Regions from separate parts of the Homo sapiens genome. Here region 2 is linked to region 1. Evidence: chromatin loops called from intact Hi-C (ENCODE). Cell type or tissue: left lung. All regions are shown on one strand. Links, peaks and the distances in the headings refer to the core of each region. The heading gives the core; the rest is flanking DNA.

Region 1 (5,374 bases), core at 247-5,246:
CTTGCTGTGTTGCCCGGGTTGGTCTTGAATTCCTGGACTCAAGCAGTCCTCCCTCCTCAAGTGTCCCAAAGTGCTGAAATTACAGGCATGGGCTACCGAGCCTGGAGGGTGGTTATTAAAGTGAAAAAGTGCAGGACAGAGATGTAGGAGCTTAGGCTTCATCTGATGGTGACAGAACCAGGGAAGAGTTTTTAGCTGGGTCCTTTTATGGTTAAAACGGGTCTCTCTGGCAGGCACTGTGGCTCACGCCTGTAATCCCAGCACTTTGGGAGGCTGAGGCGGTTGGATCACAGGGTCAGGAGTTCGAGACCAGCCTGAGCAACATGGTGAAACCCCATCTCTGCTAAAAACACAAAAATTAGCCAGGTGTGATGGCGCCTACCTGTAATCCTAGCTACTCAGGAGGCTGAGGCAGGAGAATTGCTTGAACCCAGGAGGTGGAGTTTGTGGTGAGCCGAGATCATACCAATGCACTCCAGCCTGGGCAACACAGTGAGACTTCGTCTCAAAAAAAAAAAAAAATGGGTCTCTCTCTCTCTCTCGAATGCAGTGGCGGGAACACAGCTCACTGCAGCCTCCACCACCCAGGCTTAAGCGATCCTCTTGTCTCAGACTCTCAAGTAGCTGGGACCACAGGCCTGCCACCTACTAATTTAGCTTGCCTCGTTAATTTTTTTTTTTTTTGAGATGGATTTTCGCTCTGTCCTCCAGGCTGGAGTGCAGTGGCGCGATCTGGGCTCACTGCAAGGTCCGCCTCCTGGGTTCAAGGGCTTCTCTTGCCTCAGCCTTCTGAGTAGCTGGGACTATAGGCGCGCATCTATAGTAATCCCAGCACTTTGGAAGTCCGAGGCGGGCCGATCACAAGGTCAGGAGTTCGAGCCCAGCTTGGCCAACATGGTGAAACCCTGTTGTGGTGGTGGGCACCTGTAATCCCAGCTACTGGGAGACTGAGGCAGGAGAATCACTTGAAACCGGAAGGTGGAGGTTGCAGTGAGCCGAGATCACGCCACTGCACTCTAGCCTGTGGAAGAAGAGTGAAACTCTGTCTCAAACAAAAAAAAGTCTTGATTTTCGTATTTTCCAAAAGCTCTCTCATGGTTCCTCATATTCAGAAAAGGGAGTCTCCCATTGGGAATGAAGTCATGAGAAGAAATGGACATTTTCATAATTGTGGTGTTTTCTTTATAGTAGTGGTTCTCAAAGGTAGTTCCTAGCAGTATCACCTGGAAACTTGTTAAATTCGAATTCTCAGGCCCTATCCCAGGCCAGCTGAATCAGAAACTGAGGTTGGACCCAGTACTCTGTGTTTTAACTAGTCTTCCAAGTGATATTGATGTGCATTCAAGTCTGAGAAACACTGCTTGTCAGGTTAGTTGTTTGCTGTTTAATTTTTTACTCCCACCTTCACTGGGCCCTGGAGAGTGTGGAAGGGACAAAAGTGAGAGAACACTGTCTCTGCAGGTACTGTGCCAGTCTTCTGATGAATCGTTTGAGAAACTTAGAAAACATCTGTTGAGCACCTGCTCAGTTCCTGGCACTGTGCTAAGTGGCTAAGAGCATGGGGTGGACATGTAAGCAAGTAATTGTAATAGGACATGAGTATTATAATGGCTGTATTTATAAAAAGCTACAGGAACTGGAGAGAGAATTACCCTGTCAGTGGGGAAGTTGGAGTCAGATGTCCCTTGATCCTTGAACAGGGTAGGATTTGAAGGTGAACAGACAGAAGGGTATTCTAAGTGGGTTCGTACATAGGATGACCATGCAATTTATTATCCACAGGTGGTCACTTTTGAGAATCAAAGGGGGTGCTTTTAGGCCAGGACTGTTGCTTGCTAACTGGGGTGTATGATTGCCCTATTTGTAAAGAATAAGTGATGCTGTGAACCCAGAGTTCGATGTAAATTTGTGGAAAACTCATTTCTTCTAATTATTTGTAGAGTTTACAACAATTCTTATTGGATGGTATGTTTTTTTCCCTAGGGCTGCTGTAAAATATTACAGGCATACTTTGGAGATGTTATGGGTTTGGTTCCACATCACTGCAATAAAGTGAGTCACACAAATTTTTGTGTTACCCAGTGGATATAAAAGTTGTATTTTGGGCCAGACTCCCTCTGCATCTCTGTGTTTCAGTTGGGGTAGGGTAATTTTCCTTTGAGTTTGAAGAGCTGTCCCTGGTATTTCTTCCAGTGGATGTCTTCCCATAACAATTTTTTTTCCTCATCTGAAAATGTCTATGTAGCCTTTTTTTTTTTTTTTTTTTGAGACAGAGTCTCACAGTGTCACTTGGGCTGGTATGCAGTGGTGAGATCTTGGCTCGCTGCAACCTCCCCCTCCCTGGTTCAAGCGATTCTCCTGCCTCAGTCTCCTATGTAGCTGGGACTACAGGCGCACGCCATCACGCCCGGCTAATTTTTGTAGTTTTAGTAGAGATGGGGTTTCCCTATGTTGGCCAGGCTGGTCTTGATCTCCTGACCTTGTGATCCACCTGCCTCTGCTTCCTGAAGTGCTGGGATTACAGGCATGAGCCAACTCGCCAGGCCATTTTTTTTTTGAGACGGAGTCTCGCTCCATCGCCCAAGCTGGAGTGCAGTGGCACGATCTCATCTCACTGCAACCTCTGTCTCCTGGGTTCAAGCGATTCTCCTGCCTCAGCCTCCCATGTAGCTGGGACTACTTGCACATGCCACCATGCCTGGCTAATTTTTTGTATTTTTAGTAGAGACTGGGTTTCACCATGTTAGCCAGGACAGTCTCCATCTCCTGATCTCGTGATCTGCCCACCTTGGCCTCCCAAAGTGCTGGGAGTACAGGTGTGAGCCACTGTACCAGGCCTTTGCCATCAGCTTTTAAAGGAAGTGGTCACTTAGAACTGTATCCTAGGTGGGCAGGTTTTTTCTTTCAGCTTTTTTTTTTTTTTTAAAGCCATCATACTTTAGATTGTTTCAGCACTGTCAAATTATCTTCTGGCTTTTATTATTTCTGTTTAGAATTTAAGCCAGGCATGGTGGCTCACACCTGTAATCCCAGCACTTTGGAAAGCCACAGCAGGCGGATCACATGAGCCCAGGAGTTGGAGACCAGCCTGGCCAACAGGGTGAGGCCCTGTAGCAGCATGTGGTAGCCCTTTTTCAGTACATTGGTCAGTCCAGCTCAGTTGGATGTCATTTACATATGTGTCTTATATTTTAGATACAAGAGATTTCTTAAAAGCTTAGAGCATAACACAGATATTTATTTGATTGCGCCATCTAACAAATCTGAATAAATACATTTCAGGTCTAGGCATTGCGTTTTGTATTTCTCTAAACTAGTGTGGGCGTGTGTGTATGTGTGTATCACTTTACCCAGCCACAGCAAGTGAGTATGGATGAAATGGCTGCAGCAAAGCTAAAACTATGATATGCCTTTCAGAAAAAAATTCTGAGCTGAGTGCATTGGCTCATTCCTGTAATTCCAGCACTTTGTGTGGCCAAGATGGGAGGATTGCTTGAGGCCAGGAGTTTGAGACCAGCCTGGGCAATATAGCTAGATCCTGTCTCTGTTGGCCAGGCGCGGTGGCTCACACCTGTAATCCCAGCACTTTGGGAGGCCAAGGCAGGTGGATCACAAGGTCAGGAGATCAAGACCATCCTGGTTAACATGGTGAAACCCCGTCTCTAATAAAAATACAAAAGATTAGCCAGGAATGGTGGCGGGTGCCTGTAGTCCCGGCTGCTCTGGAGGCTGAGGCAGGAGAATGGCATCAACCCAGAGGCAGAGCTTGGAGTAAGCCAAGATCGCGCCACTGTTCTCCAGCCTGGGCGACAGAGTGAGACTCAGTCTGGAAAAAAAAAAAAATTATCCAGGGTTGTTGGTGCACACGTGTAGTCCCAGCTACTTGGGAGGCTAAAGTGGGGAGGATCACTTGAGTCCGGGCAGTCATGGTTATGGTGAGCTGTGATAATGCCACTGCACTCTAGCCTGGGTTATAGAGCGAGACAATATGTCAAATAAAGAAAAGAAAAGAAACTTAAGAAAAGAAATGCCTTTAACAGAGACCATCTCATGTATTGCAGGTTGCTGTTACTTTAGGTGGAGTTAAGATAAATAATTTTTGGTTAGTGACTTAGTGAATAAATTGACCATATGTGCTACTTCCCTGGGCGAGGGCATAGAGAATGGTACAAAGTAGGCTGCAGTAGCCAGATTATCTTGTATGTAATTTTGAGCTGTTAGTCTGGAGAAGGGCATGCTCAGATTAGAGTTACAATTTTGCTTAACCAAGGAGGGTGTGATCTAGTGCAATAGAAGATTGTTGTCTAGAACTCATTCCTTGAGAATGCTCCCCTGCTTGCTCTGCTCATTCCAGCAGCAATCAACTCTACATTGTATTCTAGGGAGTTGATTATCATTTGGAATTATTTTCCAAGGCTAATGTTTGGACAAATAATGTTTTGTTATATTTAACATTAAAACTCTGACATTGACATTCACATTGATTTTGGAAGCATTATACTTAATCATATGAAAGTTGGTGAAACTTGGATTACAGATTGCAGATGCTAATAAGTCTTTTATTAGAATGATGGCGTCTTCATACCATGAAGTTGAGGACTGAAAGATATATGAGAAGAGTACCTATAAATCGAAAGAAAATAGTAATGACATAGAAAAATGAGCAAAATCAGTTAATTTCTTCAAAGAAAATATATTAATGACAATAAATATCTGCAAAGATGGCTAACCTTAGGGAAATGCACGTTAAATGGTTTTTTTTGTTTGCCTGTCAGATTGACAAATTAAAGTTCAATAATGTTATGCTTATGAGGTTATGGGAAACCAGATTCTCATACACTGTAGGTGGGAATGTAAATAGTATATTTTGTCAGACCAGTTTGGTATATGTCAAAATTTTAAATGCACATACCCTTTGGCATTCCGTTTCTGTTTCTAGCAAACTGTTCGATTTATTTTTAATTACATTTGTATCCCAAGTGCCTGTCCCAAGTGCCTGTGTCCCAAGTGGCTGTCGTACAGTAATCAATCAGTGTATAAATATTTGGTGAATGAGTGCAGAGGGAACACTATAGGAATATGTACTACATATAGTAACTGTCTCTGGATGATGATTAACACATTTTTTTTCTACTTGTCTATATATTATCAGGTTTTGTAAATAATGAGTATTCTTTACTTTTCTAACTGGAAAAAAAAATTTAAGGGAAAAAAATCACCCATAAGTTTTATTCCTTAACTGAGGTCAATGGATAGCTTATCGTTTTACTAGAATTGATTGGGTGTTTCCTGTAAGTCCCAGATGAGTTGCCTGGAGATAGGAGTGACCTGTGAGGGCATGACATTGAACCCAGGAATAGGAAGCAGGGCCCGC
Region 2 (5,374 bases), core at 71-5,070, 110 kb after region 1:
TGCTCACCCTTGCTGTCTTTCTCATGCCTTTGATTTTCCCATCTCCTGTTGGTTGAATTTACATAAAAGCTCTGCTGTAGTTTAAATGTGTCCCCTAAAGTTTATGTGCTGGAAACTCAATCCTCAATGCAACAGTTGGAATGTGGGGCCTAATAAGAGAGCCCTCATTAATGAATTAATGTTGTTATTTTGGTAATAGATTAGTAATCACAAGAGTGGGCTTATTGTAAAAGAGAGTTCAGCCCCTGTTGCCCTCTTGCTTTCTCGCACTCTCTTGTCCTTCTGCCTTCTGCCATGGGATGATCTTTTTCTGTCATGGGATGATATTCCCTCATATTCAGAAAAGGGAGTCTCCCATTAGGAATAAAGTCATGAGAAGAAATGGGCATTTTCATAATTATGGTGTTTTCTTTATAGCAGTGGTTCTCAAAGGTAGTTCCTAGCAGTATCACCTGGAAACTTGTTAAATTTGAATTCTCAGGCCCTATCCCAGGCCAGCTGAATCAGAAACTCTGGGGTGGGACCCAGTACTCTGTGTTTTAACTAGTCTTCCAAGTGATATTGATGTGCATTCAAGTCTGAGAACTACTGCTTGTCAAGTTAGTTGTTCGCTAATTTTTTACTCCCACCTTCACTGGGCCCTGGAGAGTGTGGAAGGGACAAAAGTGAGAGAACACTGTCTCTGCAGGTACTTTGTCAGTCTTCTGATTAATCGTTTGAGAAACCTAGAAAACATCTGTTGAGTACCTGCTCAGTTCCTGGCACTGTGCTAAGTGGCTAAGAGCATGGGGTGGACATGTAAGCAAGTAATTGTAATAGGACATGAGTATTATAATGGCTGTATTTATAAAAAGCTACAGGAACTGGAGAGAAAATTATCCTGTGAGTGGGGAAGATGGAGTCAGATGTCACTTGATCCTTGAACAGGGTAGGATTTGAAGGTGAACAGACAGAAAGGTATTCTAAATGGGTTCATACATAGGATGACCATGCAACTTATTATCCAAAGGAGGTCACTTTTGAGAATCAAGGGGGGTGCTTTTATAGGCCAGGACTGTTGCTTGCTAACTGGGATGTACGATTGCCCTATTTGTAAAGAAGGAATGATGCTGTGAACCCAGAGTTCGATGTAAATTTGTGGAAAACTCATTTCTTCTAATTATTTGTAGAGTTTACAACAATTCTTATTGGATGGTATGTTTTTTTCCCTAGGGCTGCTGTAAAATATTACAGGCATACTTTGGAGATGTTACGGGTTTGGTTCCACATCACTGCAATAAAGTGAGTCACACAAATTTTTGTGTTACCCAGTGGATATAAAAGTTGTATTTTGGGCCAGGCTCCCTCTGCATCTCTGTGTTTCAGTTGGGGTAGGGTAATTTTCCGTTCAGTTTGAAGAGCTCCCCCTGGTATTTCTTCCAGTGGATGTCTTCCCATAACAATTTTTTTTTTCTCATCTGAAAATGTCTATTTTGCCATCTTTTTTTTTTTTTTTTTTTTTTTTTTTTTTGAGACGGAGTCTCTCGCTGTCACCTGGGCTGGTATGCCGTGGCGCAGTCTTGGCTCGCTGCAACCTCCACCTCCTGGGTTCAAGTGATGCTCCTGCCTTAGCCTCCCGAGTAGCTGGGACTACAAGCGTGCGCCACCAAGCCCATCTAATTTTTGTCTTTTTAGTGGAGTTGGGGTTTCACTATGTTGGCCAGGTTGGTCGAACTCCTGACCTCATTTCCACCCTCTTCTGCCTCCCAAAGTGCTGGGATTGCAGGCGTGAGCCACTGCGCTGGGCTATGTTTTTCTTTTTTTCTTTTCTTTTCTTTGAGATGGAGTCTAACTCTGTTTCCCAGGCTGGAGTGCAGTGGCACGAGCTCAGCTCACTGCAACCTCCGCCTCCTGGTTTCAAGTGGTTCTCCTGCCTCAGCCTCCGTGTAGCTAGGATTACATGCGCGTGCCACCATGCCCGGCTAATTTTTTGTATTTTTAGTAGACACAGGGTTTCACCATGTTAACCAGTTTGGTCTCAATCTCCTGACCTCGTGATCTGTTCACCTGGGGCTCCCAAAGTGATGGGATTACAGATGTGAGCCACTGCGCCAGACCTTTGCCATCAGTTTTTAAAGGAAACAGCTACTGAGCACTGGATGCTAGGTGGGCAGGTTTCTTCTTTCAGCTTTTTTTTTTTTTTTTTTAAGCCATCATACTTTAGAACCTTTCAGCGCTGTCAAATTATCTTCTGGCTTTTATTATTTATGTTGAGAATTTAGACCGGGCGTGGTGGCTAACACCTGTAATCCCAGCAATTTGGAAGGCCATGGTGGGTGGATCACATGAGCTCAGGAGTTGGAGACCAGCCTGGCCAACAGGTGAGGCCCTGTAGCAACATATGGTAGCCCTTTTTCAGTACATTGGCCTGATCCAGCTTAGTTGGATGTCATTTACATATGTGTCTTATATCTTAGATACAAGAGATTTCTTAAAAGCTTAAAGCATAACACAAATATTTACTTGACTGCACCATCTAACAAATCTAAATAAATACATTTCAGGTCTAGGCATTGCGTTTTGTATTTCTCTAAACCAGTGTGCGCATGTATTTCTCTAAACCAGTATGTGTGTATCACTTTACCCAGCCACAGCAAATGATTATGGATGAAATGGCTGCAGCAAAGCTAAAACTATGATATGCCTTTGAGAAAAAAATATTGAGCTGAGGCCACCGCTGTCGCGGCCGCCACAGCCGCCGCCATCTTCTTCCTGCCCTTGCCTTGGTGGGTGGCGGTTTCCTGCGCCGTGTCTGGCTTGGCCAGCCGGAGCACCGCGCTGGGCTCCATGCAGCCGGGCTGCGCGGCCGCTCAGAGCGGGTGCCTCCGGGGCTCCGGTCGGGGGCCTGGCAGGAGTGGGCCGGGGATGGCCGCGGCAGGCGGCAGGTCGGCCGTGGAGCCCCGGGGAGGCGGCCGCCACGATCGCTGCCCGAAGTCTGCGAGATGTCCGGCAGTCCGCTCAGGGCCCCTTTTGCAGACTCGGTGCCCGGTGTGCATCGATGCCGCCTGTCGGTCTTGGCACCGCTGGCGCAGCCGCCGCGTAGGAGGCCTGGCTCCAGATCCCCGACCCCTACGAGCGCCGGCCCTGCGTGCCTGCTATGTTGGTGCCATCTCTTCTGCATATTTATGCTTGCCTGTCACATTCCCTGGCCTCTGAGTGTCCTTTGGCAGTTTCCAAAGCATTTGGGCAAGAAGGAGCTTGGGGAGCTTCACAGCAGGTGGGGGTGCACAGGGGAGGGACCGCAGCCAGACCAGCAGAGCGCTTCAAGGGCTGCCACGCTGACGGACTTCCACACTGTCTTTCGGAACTGGGGTTAGGGGACAGCCCTTGGCCACCACCGTGTCCTTACTCTGTCACTTTACTTGGGCCTGGACCTCCCCTTTCCAGCTCTGGCGTGTGACACTGCACTGAGCATGGTGTCGAGACCACCACTGGCTGGGGCCGTGGCATGAAGGGTGCCCCAGGCTCGGGGAAGGTGGGGACCTTTTCCCCGCTCCCCAAATGATTTTTGCATGCTCTGGTGAGGGGACAGTTGTACTCCATTTCCCGTGTGCCAGCTTCGGGACTCAGCTGTGCTTTTGTGTCTCTTTGATTAGCAAAAGCAAAACGAATTCCTCCCTGAACACTAAGCTTCCTGGAAACTTCCCTAGACCTAAACCTGAGAACCGCATATAAACAGGCCTTGAGGGTTCTGTTGTCAGTAGCGGGTTACCTGATTGCAAACTGAGCAAGTTTAAAACGGAGTGGGCTGCTTTGGGCTGCACAGCCACCTGGCATTCTGACAGCTAAGCAGGAGGCAGAGGTGAGAGACCAAGATGGACTAAAAATGCCCTAGCCGCTGGGAGCCCAACTCGGCCCAGCCTCGTTGAAAGGAGGAACATTCGGTGCAGCCATCCGAACCTTATCCTTTATAAAACGGGACAGCTCACAGGATTACATTTCTAAGCCAATCCTGTGACCATCCTCCATGAAATTCTCTATTTTGGTTACATGTGGTCAAACTGAGCCTCACTGAAACAATTGAAAAATACTCTGGACAAATCTTAAGATATCGTTTTGAAAATCAAAAGGTATGGAAAATGTTGTGGCTTCTTTCTAAGCTTTCTTCAGCCCAAATTCTGTTATTCTCTGATCTTTTATGGTGTGAAATCATACCCATTCCATTATGTATTGATTGTCAAGAAGGAAGTAGGCTTTTATTGCTATGTTTATGTCAGTTTCCGTTTATTGTCTCACCACATTTATTGGGTTATTGCCTTTGCCTTTGACTCAACAGGAGCTGGAAGGGAAAGAATCCCAAATTCTGTTTCTTAAGGCAGCCAGTTGTCACAATGAACTTTCCTCATTTTCTATTGTGAGGCCTGAGGAAAGACATTCAGTTCCAAAGGCTGTGCCTATCCTTTTAAATAGAAGAGAGAGGGCCTGGCACGGTGGCTCATGCCTGTAATCTCAGCACTTTGGGAGGCGGAAGAAGGCGAATCGTGAGGTCAGGAGTTCGAGACCAGCCTGGCCAACATAGTGAAACCCCGTCTCTACTAAAAATACAAAGAATTAGCCAGGCGTAATGGCGGGCGCCTGTATTCCCAGCTGCTCGGGAGGCTGAGGCAGGAGAATCGCTTGAACCCGGGAGGTGGAGGTTGCAGTGAACCGAGATCATGTCACTGGACTCCAGCCTGGGCGACAGAGTGAGACTCCGTCTCAAAAAAAAAAAAAAAAAATAGAGAAGAGGAAGCAGCCGTGCCAAGGCTAGGTACTGACTGAAGCAGGAGGAACAAATTGGAAATGTGGGAATGTGAATGTGGGCAAGTTGAGGGACTTGTAGCTTCTCTTTGGTTGAATCTTTTTGCTGAAGCTGCTTTATTGTATCTGACATGTGAAACTGCACAATTTCAAACAAACCCCTATTGAAGTCAACATACAAAAAAGCATTTAAAGAACAGCCATTAGTGGCCAGGCACGGTGGCTCACGCCTGTAATCCCAGCACTTTGGAAGGCCGAGGCGGGCAGATCACGAGGTCAAGAGATCGAGACCATCCTGGCTAACATGGTGAAACCTCGTCTCTACTAAAAATACAAAAAATTAGCCAGGCGTGGTGGCAGGCGCCTGTAGTCCCAGCTACTAGGAAGGCTGAGGCAGGAGAATGGTGTGAACCTGGGAGGCGGAGGTTGTAGTGAGCCGAGACCGCGCCACTGCACTCCAGCCTGGGAAACAGAGTGAGACCCCATCTCAAAAAAAAAAAAAAAAAAAAACCATTAGTAAAAATAATTTTTTCAGTTAACGCTATTTTTCCCTTGTATAGGTGTTGGTAATCAGATAAATAGCTTATTGCATATG

The links. Hi-C counts contacts between places; a loop is a spot of excess contacts. Peaks named below come from ENCODE experiments on the same cell type or tissue, not always from the same donor. Only the 100,000 strongest peaks of a DNase experiment are listed, where the experiment ranks them.
Region 2: it touches region 1 in a loop (8-fold over the local background); 5 of 110 quality-filtered maps call a loop at or near these places.

The regions. Positions count from the first base shown.
Region 1 is chr7:66,585,190-66,590,563 of GRCh38, reverse strand. It overlaps the pseudogene RABGEF1P1. Among named protein-coding and RNA genes, the nearest start is that of KCTD7, 41 kb to the left of the region's middle. RefSeq lists an enhancer at 837-1,338. In left lung, for the core only: no CTCF peak of the experiment used is centred there; no DNase peak of the experiment used is centred there; H3K4me3 peaks cover 22 bases.
Region 2 is chr7:66,472,166-66,477,539 of GRCh38, reverse strand. It overlaps the pseudogene LOC107986704. Among named protein-coding and RNA genes, the nearest start is that of LINC03011, 19 kb to the left of the region's middle. In left lung, for the core only: no CTCF peak of the experiment used is centred there; a DNase peak (open chromatin) is centred at 2,914.